Linked DNA regions of Homo sapiens: all the other regions are linked to region 1. A link is an interaction called in ENCODE POLR2A ChIA-PET data of the cell type or tissue named here. Cell type or tissue: CD4-positive, alpha-beta T cell. All regions are shown on one strand. Links, peaks and the distances in the headings refer to the core of each region. The heading gives the core; the rest is flanking DNA.

Evidence for each region. ChIA-PET counts read pairs that join two places held together with the same protein. Peaks named below come from ENCODE experiments on the same cell type or tissue, not always from the same donor. Only the 100,000 strongest peaks of a DNase experiment are listed, where the experiment ranks them.
Region 2: POLR2A ChIA-PET joins it to region 1 with 5 read pairs; 2 of 35 experiments call an interaction of 5 or more read pairs at or near these places.
Region 3: POLR2A ChIA-PET joins it to region 1 with 5 read pairs; 2 of 35 experiments call an interaction of 5 or more read pairs at or near these places.

Annotation. Positions count from the first base shown.
Region 1 is chr10:7,190,308-7,197,148 of GRCh38, forward strand. All of the region lies in intron 15 of SFMBT2 (Scm like with four mbt domains 2), which reads right to left. Among named protein-coding and RNA genes, the nearest start is that of SNORD129, 6.9 kb to the left of the region's middle. In CD4-positive, alpha-beta T cell, for the core only: no CTCF peak of the experiment used is centred there; a DNase peak (open chromatin) is centred at 2,944; H3K4me3 peaks cover 1,248 bases; H3K27ac peaks cover 2,300 bases.
Region 2 is chr10:7,480,798-7,487,638 of GRCh38, forward strand. It overlaps the pseudogene RNU6-535P. Among named protein-coding and RNA genes, the nearest start is that of LINC02642, 11 kb to the left of the region's middle. RefSeq lists an enhancer at 60-299. In CD4-positive, alpha-beta T cell, for the core only: no CTCF peak of the experiment used is centred there; DNase peaks (open chromatin) are centred at 3,834 and 4,574; H3K4me3 peaks cover 1,512 bases; H3K27ac peaks cover 3,063 bases.
Region 3 is chr10:7,386,856-7,393,696 of GRCh38, forward strand. The region is part of intron 1 of SFMBT2 (Scm like with four mbt domains 2); the gene reads right to left. Among named protein-coding and RNA genes, the nearest start is that of SFMBT2, 21 kb to the right of the region's middle. In CD4-positive, alpha-beta T cell, for the core only: no CTCF peak of the experiment used is centred there; a DNase peak (open chromatin) is centred at 1,946; H3K27ac peaks cover 914 bases.

The DNA of each region.
Region 1 (6,841 bases), core at 895-5,894:
CACACAGTGTTTATCAACAGACAATAAAATTTCAACAGATTCTTTTCATTGGGTTTCGCTGAGAAAACCCCAGAGCTGCATGTTATTTGCTGCATATCGAGATGCATTTTGTGACTGCGAAAAGAAAATGCCTTCTGGAGTTCAATTCAGCCTGGGAGCAGGCAGCAATTAAATTATGAAAAGCATCGGATATTGAATGTTTTTCCCTTGGCTTTTCTTGATGCCACATCATCCGTCTCCAAATTCAACAAGCTCTCTATAAAACTTTGGAATTGTGAGCTGAATAATTTCTGTGCACATGACAATGTCATGTATTATAGTTACCTAATGAAAATAACTAAGTGGACAGCTGCTATGACTAGCCACAGTTAGACTGAATTATTGTGCTTTGCAAAACACTGGAGTTCAGTTCATTATGTGCTTGATCAGAGAGGGTAGCAGGGAGCCTGCCCCTGCCCCCAAACTAATAGGACCTTAGGTGTCTCATCTTCCTCCACTGATATGGTTTGGCTGTGACCCCACCCAAATCTCACCTTGAATTGTAGCTCCCATAATTCCCATGTGTTGTGGGAGGAACCTTGTGGGAGGTAATTGAATTGTAGGGGTGGTTTCCCCCATAATGTTCTCGTGGTAGTGAATAAGTCTCATGAGATCTGATGGTTTTATAAGGAGTTCCCCTTTTTGCTTGGCTCCCATTCTCTCGTCTGCTGCCATGTAAGACGTGCCTTTTGCCGTCTGCCATGATTGTGAGGCCTCCCCAGCCATGTGGATCTGTGAGTCCCTTAAACCTCTTTTCCTTTATAAATTGCCCAGTCTCAGGTATGTCTTGATCACCAATGTGAAAACGAACTAACACATTCCCCCACCTCATTTCTCAGCTCTTTTACAGTAAAATCCTTAAGAAGAGTCTACACTCAACAGCGCCTTTTCCTCTTCTTCAGTCCTCTCTGGAACCCAATCCAATGGGGCTTTTCTGTGTCCACAATGTCCCTGAAACTGTCTTATCCAGATGCCTGGTGAGAGCACATGGCCGAAACGCTGGGCAGCTCTGGGTCTATTCTCACCCTGCCGGCAGGGGCTTCCCTGTCTTCCACCTCACGCTCTGAGAGCCTCACCTCCCAACAACCGCCAGGGCGATCCTTTCAACAGGTCAGATCAGGCCTTTCCTCTGCTCTGTTCTTCTCTTAGGATTGTTCTTCCTGGGGAAACCCTTCCAGACCATCCCTCCCCATCCGGGTCTTTACTCCAAAGTCCGTATCAGAAAGGTCTCTGCGAGTATCCTCTGTACACAGCACATTCCTCCCTTCATTCTCTGGCCTCTCATGGATAACTTGTCTTATTATTAGTATAGGATTATTCCGTAATTGGCTTATTTGTTCACCATCCACCCCCACTAAGACATAAGCAGCAGGAAATCAGGGACTTCATTCTGTTTGCTGCTGTATCCATGGCAGATACAACCATAACTGGCAAGAGTAGGTGCTCTATAGATATTTTTTGAATTAGTTCAATAATTTCAATATGGGCTCTGAAATTAAATTATTCTGTTCATCTAAAAATTAACAATAAATTCACTCCAAGTATTTGATGCCATATAATCTACATGAATGGAGGCTCAGGAGTTATCATTTGCTATTGCTTTTCATTGCTACAAAATCTTATCCTATGCTATGATAAGAAAGTTCATCAAATTTATCTTGTCTTCTCTATGAGAAAATAATAAAGAAAAGCCTGACATGCAAAAAAAAAAATGTGCACTTTTCCTTTGCCAACCTTCCCTCAGCACCCCAGACCATGTGAGTGTGTTCAAGTTCACACCCACCCGTAAGCCTGGCACATTATTCTTAGTGGGTTAACTAATGTTCAGCATAAATTGAAAACAGCAGCAACAAAAACACAGCACAGTATCTTCAAGAGGCCTGTCTGCATCTGTCTTTGATTCCGAGGACTGACTTCGCTGAGGTCAGCTGGGTAAGACATTCCCTCTGTCCAATATCACATGGAAAAGTCCTCAATACGAGATCGTCATTCCTACTCCCTCAACACCTCCTCCCCTGGGTGTTACCGATAAACTTACGACTGCTTCGAAGAATGAAAGCTCTTCTCCTACCACCAAGTCTATGAACACTGAAGGCTGCTTGGGGCAGCCGACTTTCAGGATTCCGACCAGAAAGCTTTCTAGTTTTTAGGTACATGTTGTTGTGAGTGATAGCCCAGGACAAATGCTCAGAGCTCCACAATGAAGGGGAAATTCAAACAGCACATGACAGACTCCCCAGATGTGAGAACCAGACACCCCAAACAAAAACACGGAGGGAAATCGCTTAATGCATCAGCCACAGGGGCAGAAATCGAAACCGTAAATAACAGCTGAGGCCAAATCCCAAACCGCCAGGTCCCACTGGAAAGATCCCAAACTGCAGGTGACCAGGAGCCAGAGTCACCTGAGCCCTTTGGGGGTCGGAGGTCACATCACTATTTGCAGTGGGGCGTCTCTGACTCAGGGCCGGGGGTCCGGGGCACACCGCATTCTGGTTCAGGGGTGCCGCACTACTTCTTTGATTCTGCTGGTCTACGCCTTCACACCCAGTCTTTGGACCTCAGCTGAGTGCCCTGGTCTCACCAGCATCTCAGCAAACGGGGTGGAGAGTTACACTGGAGCAAAAAAACAAGCCCTGAGAAGCGCCTCATTGCAAAGCATCCTGGGTGCCAGGCTTCCTGGGGCTTTCTCTGAACTCTTAAGCACCAAAAGAAGAAAAAAGAGAGCAGAAAATCAGGCGTTCTATTTCTACCTTTCTATAGAAGGTTACAGCTCATCGATTTCCTTTCTATAAACGTTCCTCTCTTAAGCTCCTGAACCTGGACTGCCAAAAAGCAGCACACAGGACAGGCCAGGTCTGCTGCCGAGCAAACACAAGTGGAGAGCCCCTGCCTGCTCAGCACCCCTGAAGCTCATGCGGAAAACCCACAAAGGGGTGCCCACAGATGGCCCACATGAAAGGCATGTTTCTCTTTTTTTCTGAAAAACAGAAGTTAGATACTGTCACTGACATTTACATACTGATATTTTAAGCCAAATAAATTCTAAGAAAAACCACAAGGCTCCCCAAGTCTCTGAGAGCCACCCTGGGATTTTCTCCAAGGACAATGTCCCCCCACCATGATGTGTGGAGTCCCTGTGAAGGCAGAGGCTCCATCGCCCTACCCAGGTGCGTGTTTTCAGAGTCGTTTCTGCCAGGAGCGCTTGGCTGGTCTGCTCTCACCTTCATCATGGGTCTGTGTCTGCAGCTGAAACAGTCACTCCAGGACCCACGGACAGGAGTAAATAGATTAGATGTTCCGCTCCCCGTTGGCCTCTTGTGCCCAGGCTGGCTCACTGGTTTGCTTTCTCTTTCACACACAGACACTAGCCTGATACACTGTCTATAAAGTGAGGACTACAGGCCTGGTGATTCATGAGATGGTATGTAAGTTACAAGGCAAAAATTTCCTGAACACCTCGTGCAATGCAAAGGAACGCAACAGCCGACAAGACCCTTTTGGTCATAGGAGGCGAGCAATCTCCTGATATGACATAGATCATGGTTTATCTCTCTTTTGGGGACCCTGGTACTCCGGGAGAGGTTGGGGTAGAAGGATTTGGGATAGAAAAAGATGCTCCCAATGGACAATGACCCTACTGAGCATGGACACGTGACTTAGGATAAACAGCATCACCACTGCCTGTGCCTAACAACTCCACCCTCCATGCAACTGGGCATGGGCATCCTGTAAAAGGCCCAGCATGTGAGGGGCGGTCACCAGCTGGGCCTGTGCCTCCACGCCAAGGCCTGCTTCGTTCTGAGTTTGCTTATGGGGTACGTCTGGACCTCAGTGGACCATTGAGTGACTCTGGTTCCAGCTTCTCCCAGGTCCCCTACCTCCCCTCGCTGCACCCCCTCGAATTGAGGCCAGACACGCTCGTGGTCCTGCCAAACCCCACTCAACTCTAACACCCATCAAGTGAGTAGAGCCATGCATTAAAGACCACTTTTGCCAGAAACTTCGTCCTCTCTTATAAAGCGGCCCACTCAGACAGAACCCAGAACTGGACTCTGCAGCCTGCACTGAGCCTTGCCAAAGACCATGTCTGCATCCACACCCCGAGACGTCTATTTCTGGCAGAACAGATCAGGGTGAACCGCTCTCACTGCACATCTCCTACACATAAAGTGTTCAAGTTCCTAATAACACCGATGGCCAGGAAAAGCAATGCACTCTGTCTTTACTTCCATTACCTCGTTCTCTTTAACTAAAATGAAATTTGAAGCTACAGAGGCTCTGGTACTGAAAGAGGAGCATTAGCGTAAATATTAGCTTGGTGGCACTTACATTTTTCTTGCACTCACAGAACTGAAGCACTCACCTACTTTTTTGTTTTGTTTTGTTTTTCTTTCTTCCTGCCACATGCATTTTTCAAACATCAGCAAAAAACTAGTTTTGTCATTAGAAAACTGCTCTGGACTCGGCTTTAAATTTGGCCGCTGGCACTTATCGGAGAATTGATCAGGGATAACCACTTCTGACTTAAACAAATCATTTAGTAAAGTAAAACAGCCAGCCCCTCAAGACAGGCTGAAGCCAAGGTCATCTTGTGTGTTAACAGAGCTGGCAGATAAGGGAAGGTGTCATTTCAACAACGGAACACGTCACGTGAAACAGGCTTGCAGGCAGCTTCGAAGAAGCCCATCAGCTCTCCGTATTTTTGTCAGTTGTTGTGTCCTCATCCTATCACTCACAACAAAAACAGGCAGAAATACAGGCAGACAACATTGCCCTAGTGGAAATCCATTCACAGACTGACAGCTGTGGCAGACGGAAGAAAGTCAATTCTCACTCTAGGGTCCTATTTCCGATGGTGGCAGAAATTCTTATGTGTAATCCTGGCTTGATTTCTGTTTGGATTGAGTTTAGTATCTGCAGGGATCTCCAATCTGTGCCAATTTATTCACTTAGCATTAACTAGCGGTCCTGCTGCTTAACCACACTGCGGAGCCCTTCCCAGGGTGTGGCCCTCCCAACTCAATCACCCTTTCTCTTTAGCTGTGAATTTCTCATATATGGAATCTACTTGCCACTTAGGCTTAGTGAGATGCGTACTGTTCGATTTCAAGACCAAATGCAGAAATGAGCTATTTACAAGGAAGGCAGCTCCATTCTGCTGCTAAATGAAGATGTGTATGAAGGCCCTGGTACAATGGCCAGGCCTGCAACAGACTCTAAACACGAACAAGGGCCCTTTCTGGGTCCATCCCTTGCAGTCTGCACATTTCAGGTGCTGTGAGGATCCTCTCCTCTTCCCTCCTTCATCACCCGCACCCCAGATGCCCCAGCCTTGTTCCTGCTCCTCTCCCTACCAGGGGCAGGCCACCTGTTCCGCAGTCCCCACAGATTGCAGATGCCTCCGGTGTGATCTCACAGTGTGCATGCCAGGTCCTGTCCTGGAACCTGGGACCACGTGGCTACCTTCTATTTACATACTCATCTTTCCCATCGACTGGACGCTCATGTGGGCCAGGGACCACCTGCTTAACATTCTACATGCTCCCAAATAAATGACCACAACAATAGCCTTATCGATTTCTGACAGGTTTCTTCTAAACTGTAACCTCTACTTCCTCTCTCAAGCAGATGTTTTTTTAAATAAAAAGGTCTTTAACTACGAATACCACTGATGACCAGGAAGAGAAAATGCCCTCTGACTTCCCTTCAATGGCCTCTTTCTCCTCAAGTGAAATGATATTTGAAATCACACCGAGGCTCTCGTGTGGAGGGAAAGCTTGAGTCTCGCATCCCTCTGAGGGTGCCCTATCCATAGATTCAAGTCCAAATCACTTAAAATATCAGAGAAGGCCTTTCACAAGCAGGCCCCATCCAATTTGCTCCATCCAACCTCACACTGAAGCATCAAGGCAGGCCAGCTTCCTGTTTTTCTTCTCAAAATCTAATGCACCCTTTTATGCCACGGTTTATCTCCAGCCTAAGTTCCTAAGCTCCAGCCATACCTGACTTTCCTTTCTGAAACACACCTTGAATGCCCACCTGTGTGGCCATGCCCACGCTGTGCAATCAGGATCCTACACACTCTGCCTAAGCCAGATGAAATGTCACTTGCCATATATTTGTCCTGCACTCTACTCCCAGGACACTGTGTTCCTGCCTCTCTCTCGGACGCCCAACTGTACATCAAGCTGAGGATTACATCATCTCCCTAACAAGAGCAGGAAACCCCAACAGGCAGAAGGCAGAGCCTATTTCTTTTTTAATCCAATGCTTCCGATGGTGCCTGGCTCCTCAAAGTTACCTGACAAACATTTGTTCAATGGATCAATGGATTGCTGTGCCTGCAGAATTTTAAGAAACATTCATCATGGTACGGTGGCAATAGAGAATATCCATTTGGTATCCTCTTTCTTCAGAGAAAGTACGGATACGTGTAAGAAAAGAGCAGAGATAGAGTTCCGGGAAGAGTTTGGAAACTATTCCAAATTTCCAATCTGTCTCCAAGCACTGTCTGAGGCTATGCTAGAAAAATGCAATGGAGAAGAAGCCTTCATCAACATCCTCAGGATTCACCTGTCTCTGCAGGTCGTCGCCCGAAGGCAGCAGAAGAAATGGGGAGCCACAGCCTCCAAGTGATGGGCCTGGATGTGACCCATGACACAAACCTCGTCAAAGTACCTGGAGACCATTGAAATACTTACCATTACCTCCCGTGTGCAGGTACCAGGTGCTCGGAAGAGATGGATGAAACAAAAAGATGGCACAGCACCATGACCCGGCCAAGGAGCGCCATTCTCGG
Region 2 (6,841 bases), core at 1,842-6,841, 290 kb after region 1:
GTAAGTATGTTTAAATGTTATGCCCTGGTTATCAAACAAGACCCAAGCCTAGTCAGGCCTCTTAAGCATGGAGAGAGATGAGCCTTCTCAGCGATCTGCGCCTTTAAGGAGGGCTCCGCTCTCCTGTCTGCATCCCGGTGCTGCATATAAATGGCCTCTGTGGCTTCAGCCTGCTTATTTCCATTCAAAGTGTACACTCTGCTTTTTCCCCAAAGTAAAAGCATTTCCAGGAGCGCCAAGCACATCTCTTTTTTGTAGACTTCCTCTTGGCAGAGTGAATACTGCTGATTTATAAATTACATGGAGGTGTGCAAAGGAGATCAAGGTTCAGTGGATGTGAGCCCACATATGGCACCTCCCACAGGCCCAGACGCTGCCCTTAATTCTCAGCTCATCGCTTCTGCCAACCTTGTCAGTTCTGGCCACTCAAGCGGCACTCTGATCAAAGCAAAAGTAGTTGTCTTCCTCTTAGAAAAGAGGAAATAGGGTTCTTCCTTTTGCAAGTTAACATACTCAAAGCATCATTTCCCTTGTTGAATTTTTCCTAATCCTTATTTGAAATAGGCTCCTATGCCTTCATAGGGGGCCATTTTCATTGGCGAAGAAATTGTCCTCTGTTTTTTTGTTTGTTTGTTTGTTTGTTTGTTTTTACTATCAGATGCAGAACTCTATTTGAATGAAATCTTTATAGGAAAGAGGACATGCCTTCGATGACCACATTCCCCTCCCATAATCTGATGCTAGAATGCAGTGGAATGCACATTGCTTCTCATCACAAATAGCCACTGAAAAGGAGAAATTCTTGGCATTGTGGACTCACTACTTCCTGTGGATAATTACTAGAAATATACGCGTGTGCATGCATGTATGTTGTGTATGTGCCTGTCCAACATGCTGGGTCAAACTTTTGGATCTTTGAATCATACTGACTATGTGGAATACAAACATGATACCGCACCCTGTGGATCGTCACAGTCTCCCTGTTTCTCTCGGCAATGCTGGCTGGTTGTCTCACCAGTTAATGAATGAAAGAAGAGGGAAAGGGAAGGAAAGGGGATGAAGAGGAAGAAGAGGAGAGATGGCAGGAAGCTCTGACATACACAGCCCCACTCACTGGCTCACTTTCCAGCCTCTGCTGTTATTCCTTCCTTCTGGGCTCATACCCTGGGTCTCCAGCCAACTGGTGATGAGAGTCCAGGGACTTTACTGCCTTTTCACCTGTCTGGTGTCTCAAAACAGAGAACTGCAGCCCAAGACCATTTTACCTTTGCAGTAGAATGTGAGAATTAAAACTGATCTCGGCTGGACACGGTGGCTCACGCCTGTAATCCCAGCACTTTGGGAGGCTGAGGCGGGTGGATCACCTGAGGTCAGGAGATAGAGACCATCCTGGCTAACATGGTGAAACCCCATTTCTACTAAAAATACAAAAAATTAGCCGGACATGGTGGCGTGTACCTGTAATCCCAGCTACTCAGGAGGTTGAAGCAGGAGAATTCCTTGAACCTGGGAAGTGGAGGTTGTAGTGAGCCGAGATCACGCCATTGACTCCAGCTTGGACAACAAGAGCAAAACTCCATCTCAAAAAAAAAAAAAAAATACTGATCTCAATTCAGGCAGGCTCTGTGGCTCACACCTGTAATCCCAGCACTTTAGGAGGCTGAGGAGGGAGGATCACTTGAGGCTAGAAGTTTGAGACCAGCCTAGGCAACAGAGCAAGACCCCATATCTACAATCAATAAAATAGAAGTTATCTCAATGCAATAGACGTGAGGAACAGCATGGTGGGACAGATCAAGTGATTTTTTTTCCATGGCCATCAGGACCAGGACAAAAAGCCTGTTCTTTGGACTTCCTCAGTCCTGTGTGACACCAGACTCAGGCTGCTTCTTCTCACCCCCTCTTAGCTCACCCTGGCCTCAGCAGCTTCATCCTGGCCTTGGGGACACCTGTCACACAGGGTGGGGACAAACACCACCATATTTACAGACACACCACAGCAGTGGTTTCCAACCACGGGTGATTTTGCCTCCTTGGGAGATTGTTCGCAATGTCTGGAAGTAATTTGGGTTGTCACAGCTCGGGGGAAGGGGTGTGCCACTGGCATCTAGTGGGTAGCAGAAAAGCCCCCTGCAACAGAGAATCATCCAGCCCCAAGCGCCAATAGTGCCGAGGTGGAGAAACCCTGAACTTCCCAACATCTCAAGGTTGTTTCGCCAAATCCAGAGTCAGATCTTCCCCGGGGTTGGTTTTGGAAGGTGCTTTTGCATATCTGTGGATGGTGAGAAGTTCTGAGACTGTGGGGACTGCTGGGCAGGGTGGAGGGAGAGTTAAAATATCTGGGCTGGAGAGTCCTGGCTCCAATCTTAGCCATCTGTGAGCTCAAGAAGCCACTTTCTGTCTCAGGCCTCAGATTGCACTGGAAGATATCTCTGCCCCAGTGTGGTCGGGGTTGTGGAGACTTGAAGCCGGTCCGGTGCAGCCCACAGAAAATGCTTTGGAAATGTCTGAGCACCTTAGGTGGGCTCGGCCGAGGCTGACATTTCGAGTACATGACAGTTATTGGCTTTCACACCACCTGGTCAGAGCCCAGCCCCTGTGTACAAGGACACCCTGACCAGCCTTCATCGGCCCGTTACCCACTCACTGCTCAACTCCACTCTGAACAGGTGGGGTGAGGTCTCAACACTCCCCTGCATATAGCCTGCTGCGTTCCCATATTCTCTACTAGCAACTATTTGTTTTACCTCCACGCTCTTTCCTCAACCCCCAATCTCTGTCTTCGTAACCATCAGGAACAATGTCTACGGTTCATCCACATCCCAGACCAGACACTCCATGATGGCAGAGCCATGGGCCCTGGACTAGTCTCCTCCTAGTGTGGCAGCAAATCCTCACAACCATGATGAAACCTTTCTAGTGACCACTCTGAAAAGGATGGCTCTCCTGCCCCATGTCATCCCCAGGCCCTGACCTGAGCCACTCCCCACGCATCTCATTCACGCCCTGTTGGTTCCCTGATACCCTCTGACTCAAATAACTCTTCTTGGAGGATCCTTGAAGTTTTTTGAGAATTGCTGTTCAGAATAAGTTATCTCTACTAGAAATGTCTTGAGGTCCGTGAATAGGCGTCTAGGATGCATTACGCATAGGAGATGCCCAACAAATATTTGCCACCTCGACTTGGTAAACAACAGGCCCAACAGATGTCATGGCATCGTATTTCTCTGTGTTGTAATTGGCGTATGTCTCAGGGGTGCAGTCGCTTTTTAGTTTCCGTCATTACTGCTACACGGATCTGTTTCTCACTTTTTCTTATCACTGTTAGTTCCTTGCCATTTCACCAGAGAGTTATAGCAGAGAGGAAAAAAGAAAACAAAACTCAGAGAAAAAAAGGATGAGATGGAATCCAACCAAAACCTCAGTGCCACTGCTGACCCCAAATCTGAATTTAAAAAAATAAAATAAAATAAATAAAAAATTAAAAAAAAATTCTCTGGTCCAAAACTTTTAGTTATTTTTTTTCCATCCCTCAGAAACACTAACTTAGAAATTAAGTGGTAAGTGATTTGGCTTTTCTTTTATATATTTTAAAATATATAAACATGGACACATTCTTTGGGAGCTTTAAGTCTTTTAACTCAAAGGAGAATTAATTTCAGTAAACTGCCGTCAACGTGGTGGTTGTGAACGACAGTCTGTTTATGTGCAAAGCCGTACTTTTCCATTGAGTCTATTCTTTGAACTGATAAATCTCACCTGAGCAGAAACCACGGCCACAAAATGTCACAAGCAGAGAGCACAATGCTGCAAGCACTTAGCAGCTCAAAGTTTTTACACCTCGGCTCTACAGTAGCAGCAAGATTTTCACTAATTGTGTGGGGCCCCAGGATGTGTTTTGGTTTTGCAAGGTTTTTTGCAGACTCTGCCTTCCTGTTCCTCTGTCTCGGTGTGCTCTCACACACACACAATGCAGAGGACAAGCGCACGTCTTTACAATTCAAAACCAGAAAAGACCAGAACATTTTTAATTAGTCTGAAAATAAATTTAAAAAAATAGCAGCTCTGAAAGATGTGTTCCTCTATCTCTTTCCTCTGGAAGGCTGCAATTTAATATGTTTATGGGGAGAAGTGGTCCCTACAATCCCAAGAAAAGTAAGGGGGAGTTGGGGGAGTCTCAACCCAATTATTTGGCAGTCAACTTTGCCCCTCCAATAAATGAAACTGCAAAGCTGTCTTTTACAGGATACCCAGGCACTGACAGCAAACTGCAGGACCACAGTTTCACATCCATTCCCTGGGGGCATGATTTAAACCCAGAAACCTGTCATCAGGAGGGAAGTGGAGAGCGGCTCCAGGACTGGCTGAGAAGTGATGGTGAAGGGTTTTTGTCTCCCTTTCAACCCCGTAAACCTAAGTGAACCCGATCTCTGATTGATTATTAAACACTTCGCATTCAATGGCTGAAGGACAGTCTACTCGTTAAATCAGTGATTCTTAGCAGAGCTATTTCTGCTAGATGATATTGTTGGGTGCTGGGAAGGAGGTGCCGATAATGAGAAGGAAGTAGCCATCGCAAGTTGGCAAAACTCCCGAGGAAGTTTAAAAAAAAAAAAATAACTTCCGTCAGCATCATTGCCTGCAAAATGGATGCCATTCTTTTTGAGATTAAGGAATCCAGTGAACAAACACAAGTCAATCACATTTACTACGGAAAACAATTACTCAATTCAGCGAGAGGAAGAATAACATCTACCGGAGTTCTAGCCTTCCATTCTGAAGGGGCATGGAGAGGGGACGAGGTTTCTTCCTCATCTCAGATGGATCCTTTGCAGAATTCATGCTAATGAAGGTTAACCTGTTTCTCTTTATCTCTGTCATGAGTTATTAATGTCTGGTATCAGTTATTTGCAAATTTTAAACTATTTTGCACAGCAGCACCTAACACCATGGTATTTTGTCTAAACAGGGATTTCTTGGTCTTCACAGCACACTTGGTGTGCCTACGGAAGGCGTCATCGTGGTTATTTACAAGATGTGTTTTCTTTCCATTTTTACGGTTTTTATTTTTCCCCCACTTCACTCGGAATAACATCGTCTCCTGTCTATCTGGGGATAAAAGATGATTACCTTTTTGTTCAGAATCCACTAAACTAATACACTTCTTCTGTTTGTTGCTAAGCAACCAAGCTGGGTTACCCGGAAGCAGCAGACTCCGCTGTCAGTCACCGGCTCCTTTCTGATAATTGACCATCAGAGAGTTTGCCTGGTAGGGGGAAGAGCTCGTAGTCAAAAGACTTTAGAAATCTTTTTAAAAATTCAGCTATCCAAAGGTTTGCCAAAGCGTTCTATCCTAGACAAACAAATGATGGCAAACGCACCTAATAGGTTACTAATCGGTAATAAAAGGAACGGTACGCCACACACAGGAATTGGGATGAAACTCAGATGCATTGGAAAGAATCCCAACACAAAAGAGTCCATCCTAGGCATTCTAGCTCATGTCTGTGAAACTCTAGAAAAGGCACATCGAATCTAAAGAAACAGAAAGTGAGGAAGGGCTGCCCGGGGCTGGGAATGGGCATCCCTAGAGACAGGGTGAAAGGAACTTGCGATGGTGGAAATGCGCCATCATCTACACCTTTATTTTATTTTTATGGATTTAGCGGGTACAAATGCATTTTAGTTACTTGGATAGACTGCATAGTGGTGAAGTCTGTGCTTTTAGCGTAACCATCACCTGAACGGTATAAATTGTACCCAATAGGTTATTTCTCATCCCTCACGCCCCTCCCAACTTCCCACTTTTTGGAGTTTCCAATGTCTATTCTTCACTCTGTCTGTCCATGTGTACCTATTGTTTAGTGAGAACATGCAGTATCTGACTTTCCGTTGCTGAGTTACTAAAAATACGGAACGCATCATGAATTTGCAAGTCATCCTTGCACGGTAGTCATGCTAATCTTCCCTGTATCTCTGCAATTTTAGTATATGTGCTGCTGGAGGGAGCACCCCATCATTTATATATTAATTGTGGCTGAGATTGCACAGATACAAATCAAAATGTCATTTAAATGGATACCTTTTATTGTATGTAAATTAATTAAAAAATGAAAGCTATGAGTGTGCATCACGGTTTATTACATTTTGACTTAGTTGTGTTATTTTTAGGGTTAGGAAGTCCTTTCCTATTGAGAGTCATTGTTTTACAGGGAAAGGAAATTCATGTCACATAAGTAAAATGCAACTTCATTTTTAAAGGAAGAATTTCATTTTTTAAAGGACATTTACTTGAGAAGTATTATAATTGATATTTCTTCCTTGGTTCCTTTTTTCCTGTCATTTTAATTTTTATTAAAATTATACATGCAAATAATTTAGAGCATCCTACTTATTGGAAGCAACTACTTTCAATTCTTTTCAGCTATTTCTTTTGGAATTAGTTTTACATTTCTAGTAAAATGTTTATACTACTGCTTCTTGACTTTTCAGATTTTGCTGTCTTGGTTTCTAACTCTAGAAATTCAGTATATAATATTCTTTCTCACCTTCTTCTCTCACCACACACACAGACACACACACACACACACACACACACACACACACACACACTTCCTGGTTCCTTATCTTCCCAATGTAGTTATACCATAATTTTGTTTAGATTTGTTTACCTTCTTGTGACTGTGTAAATGCCATTTGTTGCTGATATGAGTAGTAAACTATGATTACTTTTCCTTCCCTGCACAGCTTTTTGTTTTCCCTGGAGTTAATAGGTGCCAGGTTTTGTTTTGTGCTATTTGTTTGCTCAAGGGTCACTGCACACCTACCATCCTGGATCTTC
Region 3 (6,841 bases), core at 1-5,000, 200 kb after region 1:
TTATATTACTGTTCCCATCTTACAGATAAGCAACCTAAGGGATGAAGTCACCTGCTCAGCATCACAGAGCCGCTAGTGGTGGGGCTGCGGTTTGAACCCACACAACTGGCTCCAGAAACCACGCCCTAACCAGTCAATTACAGTTCCCTTTCCCCCATTATCCACATTTCCCATAATGCAGCTATGACTTTTATATTTTTACTTAAATCATCGATTTTTAATAACTGAGCACCTATTGTGGGGAAGGGGCAATGAAAAGAAATAAAACTAAACTAGGGAGTGGCAGGGACCCCACACAGTGTCATCTGTGAGCACTCAACACTCCTAGGCATGGAGCATTTTTCTCCAAATTAATTCCTCCTGAAAAGCTTTCCTCAAGAGCTTACAGTAAACTTTTCTTAGCAAATTCTAAGACACATACAATTTTAAAACTAATGCCAGACAGATAAGTGCTGATACCATGCAGTTTTCTTGTGTGTGTATTAATGGAACATCTGATTTATTTATGCCAGACACCACGTTGGGCACTGGGGACAGACATATAAATACCAGTGGCTGCCAGCAAGGACAAGTGGCTGCTAAAAGCAAGTCTGTCCGTCCAACCGCACACATAACCACCACCAAGTCCACCAAGAATGTACCTGGAATCCCACGAAGGACAAGATGCAAATATCAACAAGGATAGGAAGGCGAGCTTGGGTGGGCCGGGGGGTGCATCAAAGCGGAACAGAAAATTAGGAGAGGCTCAAGAGGAAATGCCCAGAGGAGCCGAGGATAAGAGGAAACCAAAGGAGGATGGGCATGGTGGCTCACGTCTGTAATCCCAGCACTTTGGGAGGCTGAAGCGGGCAGATCACTTGAGGCCAGGAGTTTGAGACCAGCCTGGCCAACATGGCGAAACCCTGTCTCTATTAAAAATAGGAAAAAAAAAAAAAAAAACCAATTAGCTGGGTATGGTCGTGTGCACCTGTAATCCCAGCTACTCAGGAGGCTGAGGCAGAAGAATTGCTTGAACCCGGGAGGCAGAGGTTGCAGTGAGTTGAGATGGCTCCCACTGCACTCCAGCCTGGACGACAGAGCAACTCTGTTTCAAAAAAAAAAAAAAAAGGTAGAAAAGCCATTAAACGTGGAGGTACCAGCAGCAAACAGCATGGCAGACCCTTGGGAAAAAGTCTAAGGTGCCTCAAGGGAGAGGGTGGGAGACAGGAACGTGGAGCAAGCGGCATCACGCCCATTCATCCCCAAATATGTACTGATCCCCCATTCCATGTCAGGCACTGTTCCAGGCATGCGAAGGCATCTGTAACAAAACAAAACAAAAAATTCCTGCCCTGGTAGAGATCTCATCCTAATTGGGAGAAAGAGCCAATGGAGTTTTTTTTTTTTTTAATTAGTAGGTGATATAGCCTGTTAGATGGTGATAAGTGCTATAGGGAAAAATGAAGCAGAAAAGATCAGGCAAACAAAGAAGGATGATGATGATGATGATGATGATGATGATGATGATGATGATGATTGAGATGGAGTATTTGCTCTTGTTCACCCAGGCTAGAGTGCAATGGCCCAATCTTGGCTCACTGCAACCTCCACCTCCCAGGTTCAAGCAATTCTCCTGCCTCAGTCTCCCGAGTAGCTGGGATTACAGGTGCACCTGACCATACCCAGCTAATTTTTTTTTTTTTTTTTTTTTTTTGTATTTTAGTAGAGACGGAATTTCACCATGTTGGCCAGGCTGGTCTCAAACTCCTGGCCTCAAGTGATCTGTCCGCCTCTGGCTCCCAAAGTGCTAGGATTATAGACATGAGCCACCACACCCCACCAGAAGGATGATAATTATTTACATGACAGTCAGGCAAGACCTCAGGAAGTGATATCTGAACAAAGACTTGGGGTGAGAACAGAGAGGCAGGCTGAGCCCAGGTGAGAAGAGAATGTTTGCTACAGTAAGGGCCCGAGCCCTGCGTGTCACTCTGCAGATGGAGTGGATGTGGCAGGGTGTTCCAGGAAGTGAAATGATCAGGTTTGTTTCAGAAAAAGCACTCAGGGAGCCATAGGCGAGATGGATGAATGGAAACAAACTAAAAACATGGAAGTGCAGGCAAGGGTGTGAACTAAGACAGTGGAGAAGAAATGAAGGGAACAGGTCCAAGAAGTATTTGAGAGGCCCCATCAACAGAACGCCGTAGAAATTATGTTAACAAAATGCAATCTTTTCACAGCACACAGTCACAGTTCCTAGAATAAATTACTTCACTTTCCACAGCAACTAATGGAACCTATGCAGTGTCTGTGGAAACAGATAATTCTTGGGGAAACCTATCAAATATGAGAATAATAACCCACTTCACAGGAATTTCTATTTACATTCAATGGGATGTTTTTGGGGGGTTAGAGGGGCAAATCTTGGTGGTGACAACTGCTCCACCCATAAGCTTTGCAAAATAGAAACAGTATATTTTTAAAAAGCCTTTTCCTAACTACAACACCCTAACCCCCCAAAAAGGCTATTATTAAAAGAAAGCGTATTTCCTTTTGTTTCTTAAGCTATACGTAATTTCAAGAACAAAGTAAAAGTGTCTATTAATTAAAGTAACAGTTTTTTCCAAAGACAATACAAAAAACATTCAGAAGACTGGGCTTATAAAAGGTAACTTCCTGTTTTATACAATACACTTTGTGGTTTTGTACAAAGTTAACTCTACTATAATAGGCTCCTTTTGTCTCTGTTGGACAACAGAATTCTAGTACTGGAACTTCTTACAAGAGTTGTCTTGGACCAGTGAAAAGAACAGAGAGCTTGCAGAATAAGGGAATAACAAGCTATGTGGCTGTGTGACATAAACAAATTACTTAACCTCTCTACTCCTTGAATTTCTCATCAGTTCAATCAGAAAGCTTGATGAGATGCAATCACCCCTTTCAAATCTAAAATTTTATCAATCCAGGTGTTATTATGATTCATTGTACATTTTCTGCATTCAGATTATCCCTTTATGTTTGAAGCAAATTTAATACAATAAGCATCCTCCCCTCTCAACCCTATCTTTCCTTCTCCTTTCACTTGAGGTATAGTCAAAGAATAGAGTAATGCTAGCACAGGCTAAGCAAAGCCTTGTTAGGAAGAACACGAGTGAGAAAGAACATGCATTAGATATTACTCTTCAACTAGCCAAACATAACTGGGGGCTCATTATCTATGTTGAATGCATCTAGACCAGCACTGCCTGATCTATATCTGCTTGGTCCAGTACAGTAACCACTAGCCACACGTTGGCTACAGTGCACTGGAAGCGTATCTAGTACTGTTGAGGACCTGAATTTTAATTTTAATGACCTTGAATTGAACTAGGCACATGTGGGTAGAAGGTGGGCAGCCCAGCAAGCCACTGCACTGGAGAGCCGTATTTGAGGGCTTGGAACATGTCCTAAACAACCATCAATTCTTGGCTGTCTTAAAAGTTTTAATGTAATAATGTCAAGCTAGTTAAAACTCATGAATTTTTAAATCTAAGAAACTTCAAAAGGAGACTTAACAGTTTCCCCCTAATATTCCACAAATGATTCACGGCAAACTTCCTAACACAGCATAGGTTTTTATTAAATCAGCTGCATTTTTATATCAATGGAAAATGTCAAAGGAGAAACATCTTAGAAACTATTACGTGTGTCATACAAAGACTATTTGCTTTTTTTCATTCATTTATAAATTCAGGAAAATCATTCCGCCTCAAAAATGTAGTCATGTACCAAGTTTTTCTATAAAGAAAAAAAAGTCCATGAATATGGCTATTAATAAATCAGTTAAATGTCAGTGGCTTATAGACACTTATTAAAAGGGGAAAAGTTTGCTCAAGTCTTATGACTCCTCATTACCCATTTGCCTCTAACTAGACACTACAGAACAGTAATCTGAGACTGTAAAATTTAAATGCATCAAATCAATCATTTTAAATAGAACTCAAGGCCTGGTGCGTTGGCTCATGCCGGTAATCCCAGCACTTTGGGAAGCTGAAGCAGAAGGATCACCTGAGGTCAGGAGTTCGAGACTAGCCTGACCAACATGGTGAAACCCCATCTCCACTAAAAATACAAAAATTAGCAGGGCTTGGTGGCACGTGTCTGTCATCCCAGCTACTTGAGAGGCTGAGGCAGGAGAATCACTTGAACCTGAGAGGCTAAGGTTGCAGTGAGCTGAGATCGCACCATTGCACTCCAGCCTGGGCAACAGAGTGAGACTCCGACTCACTCAGTCAATCAATCAATCAATCAATAAAACTGAAGAGTAATAATACAAAGACCAACAAGAAAGCCACTGAAAGAGTAGCACAGTGGCTGGGCGTGGTGGCTCACGCCTGTAATCCCAGCACTTTGGAAGCCCAAGGCGGGTGGATCACGAGGTCAGGAGTTTGAGACCAGCCTGACCAACATGGTGAAACCCTGTCTCTATTAAGAATAGAAAAATTAGCCGGGCATGGTGGCACGTGCGTATAATCCCAGCTACTCGGGAGGCTGAGGCAGGAGAATCGCTTGAACCCAGGAGGTGGAGGTTGTGGTGAGCCAAGATAGCGCTACTGCACTCCAGCCTGGGCAACAGAGCGAGACTCTGTCTCAAAAAAAAAAAAAAAAACAGTAGCAGAGTGAAAGCTCACATGACTCTGGAGGGCAATGGCCGTGCCACTGGAAGACTTCCCCCTACGTCCACCCAGGTGACTGCAAAATTGATTCACTTTGCAAACGATGTGTCCCACTTTGACTTTTTCAACAACATTTAGTTTTTTCCTTCCTATAAGAGATAGACATGCTCTTGGTAGAAATCTTGAAAAGTAAAATTATAAAGAAAGAAATTAAAATCACTTGTAATTCTAATACTCAGTGATAATCAATTTTATGTTTCTATAGTATCTCCTCCTGATAGTTTCTCTGTGGATTTTGTTGTTGTTGTTTAGTTCACAGAGAATTCGGAATTCCAATCCATTTTTTCATTTTGCATTACACAGAAGGAATTTCTCGCGTCATTAAGATTCTCTGAAAACATGACTTGAAATGGTTGGATAATTTTTATTATAAAATGAATAAGGTCATGTATTTACCATGCCTCTGCTGCCGCCCATTAAAGCTGTTTATATTATTTTTTCACCATGGTAAGTAGCACTCTAGTCACGACTCTCAGTCAGAAATCCTACATCTCTGATGTCTCCTTAATGTAGAATCCCAGAAGTTAAATTATAGGGTCAAAAATATGGGGACACAGTTGAGGCTCATGACCCCCCTGAAAACATGCTCTCAAGTCCGCTAAGCTGGTTTACTAGCAGGGCAGGAGAAAACATCTAAACCCTTTATACCTTTTCTTTATTTGACATTCAAAAAATAGTATCCTGCCTGGGTGCGGTGGCTCACGCCTGTAATCCCAACACTTTGGGAGGCCGAGGTGGGCGGATCACTTGAGCTCAGGAGTTCAAGACCAGCCTGGGCAACATGCAGAAACTCAGTCTCTACTAAAAATGCAAAAATTAGCCAGGAGTGGTGGCACACACCTGTAATCCCAGCTACTCAGGAGGCTGAGGCAGGAGAATCGCTTGAACCCAGGAGGCAGAGGTTGCAGTGAGCTGAGATTGCACCACTGCACTCCAGCCTGGACAAAGAGCGAGACTCCGTCTCAAAGGAAAAAAAAAAATAGTATCCTGCCACTGTAATTTGTAATTCACCTGTTGATGCCTCTTTCACTTCCTTCCCATATTTAAACTACGTTGGTATCTGTGATGGATTTTTAAGAGATCTAGATTATTTTATCTCACAAAACTATTGCAAATATTTTTCCCAGTCTACCTTTTCGTGGTTTCTTTTGACAAGAGAGAATGTTTTTCTTTTTCAACTTAGTCAGATCTATCAATTTGCTTTATTTCTTCTAAAACTTGTAAAAGGTCTTCCCCTACCCTAAGATACCAGAAGTCTAACTTTTTTGGGATTTCAAGTTTTACATTCACTGTTTTAACATACAGGGAATTTACACTCAAATATTTCATCAGTTACACCTCTCAGTTCATCCTCCTCACAATTAAACAATCCACTCCTATCTCATTAGATGTTTATATCCTGTCTATCCTATATATACAAGTATGTGGATAGATTATATATATATATATATATATATATATATATATATATATATATATATATATAATTTTTTTTTTTTTGAGACAAGAGTCTTGCTCCGTCGCCCAGGCTGGAATGCAGTGGTGTGATCTCAGCTCACTCAACCTCCGCCTCCCAGTTCAAGTGATTCTCCTGCCTCAGCCTCCCGAGTAGCTGGGATTACACGTGCATGTAACCACACCTGGCTAATGTTTGTATTTTTCGTAGAGACGGCATTTTGCCATGTTGGTCAGGCTGGTCTCAAACTCCTGACCTCAGGTGATCCACCCGTCTTGGCCTCCCAAAGTGCTGGGATTACAGACATGAGTCACCATGCCCGGCCTCATATATTATATTCTTACACATACAAGGCTGTTTCAGTTCACCAAACTTTCATTCAATAAGAAAAGTCGAAGGAACAGAAACTCTGCATACTGTTCACATACCCCTCTAGTTAAACAATAATTAAATTGGGGTCATTTAAGGTAGGTTTGCAAAGGGACAGCAGTGATTTTTTGCAGTCTCTAATGACTTTGTCGTCCCAGGCATTCTACTGTGAGCAGAACATACCTGAAAGTGCACACAGGTAGAAATCACTGTGGCAGAGGCTGCTAACTCCACCACCCCTGAATCTGTCTTCTACTTTGTCTACAGTAAGGAGTAACTGGCTGACCAAAACAACATTGCCCAGCTTTCCTTGTGGTTAGAT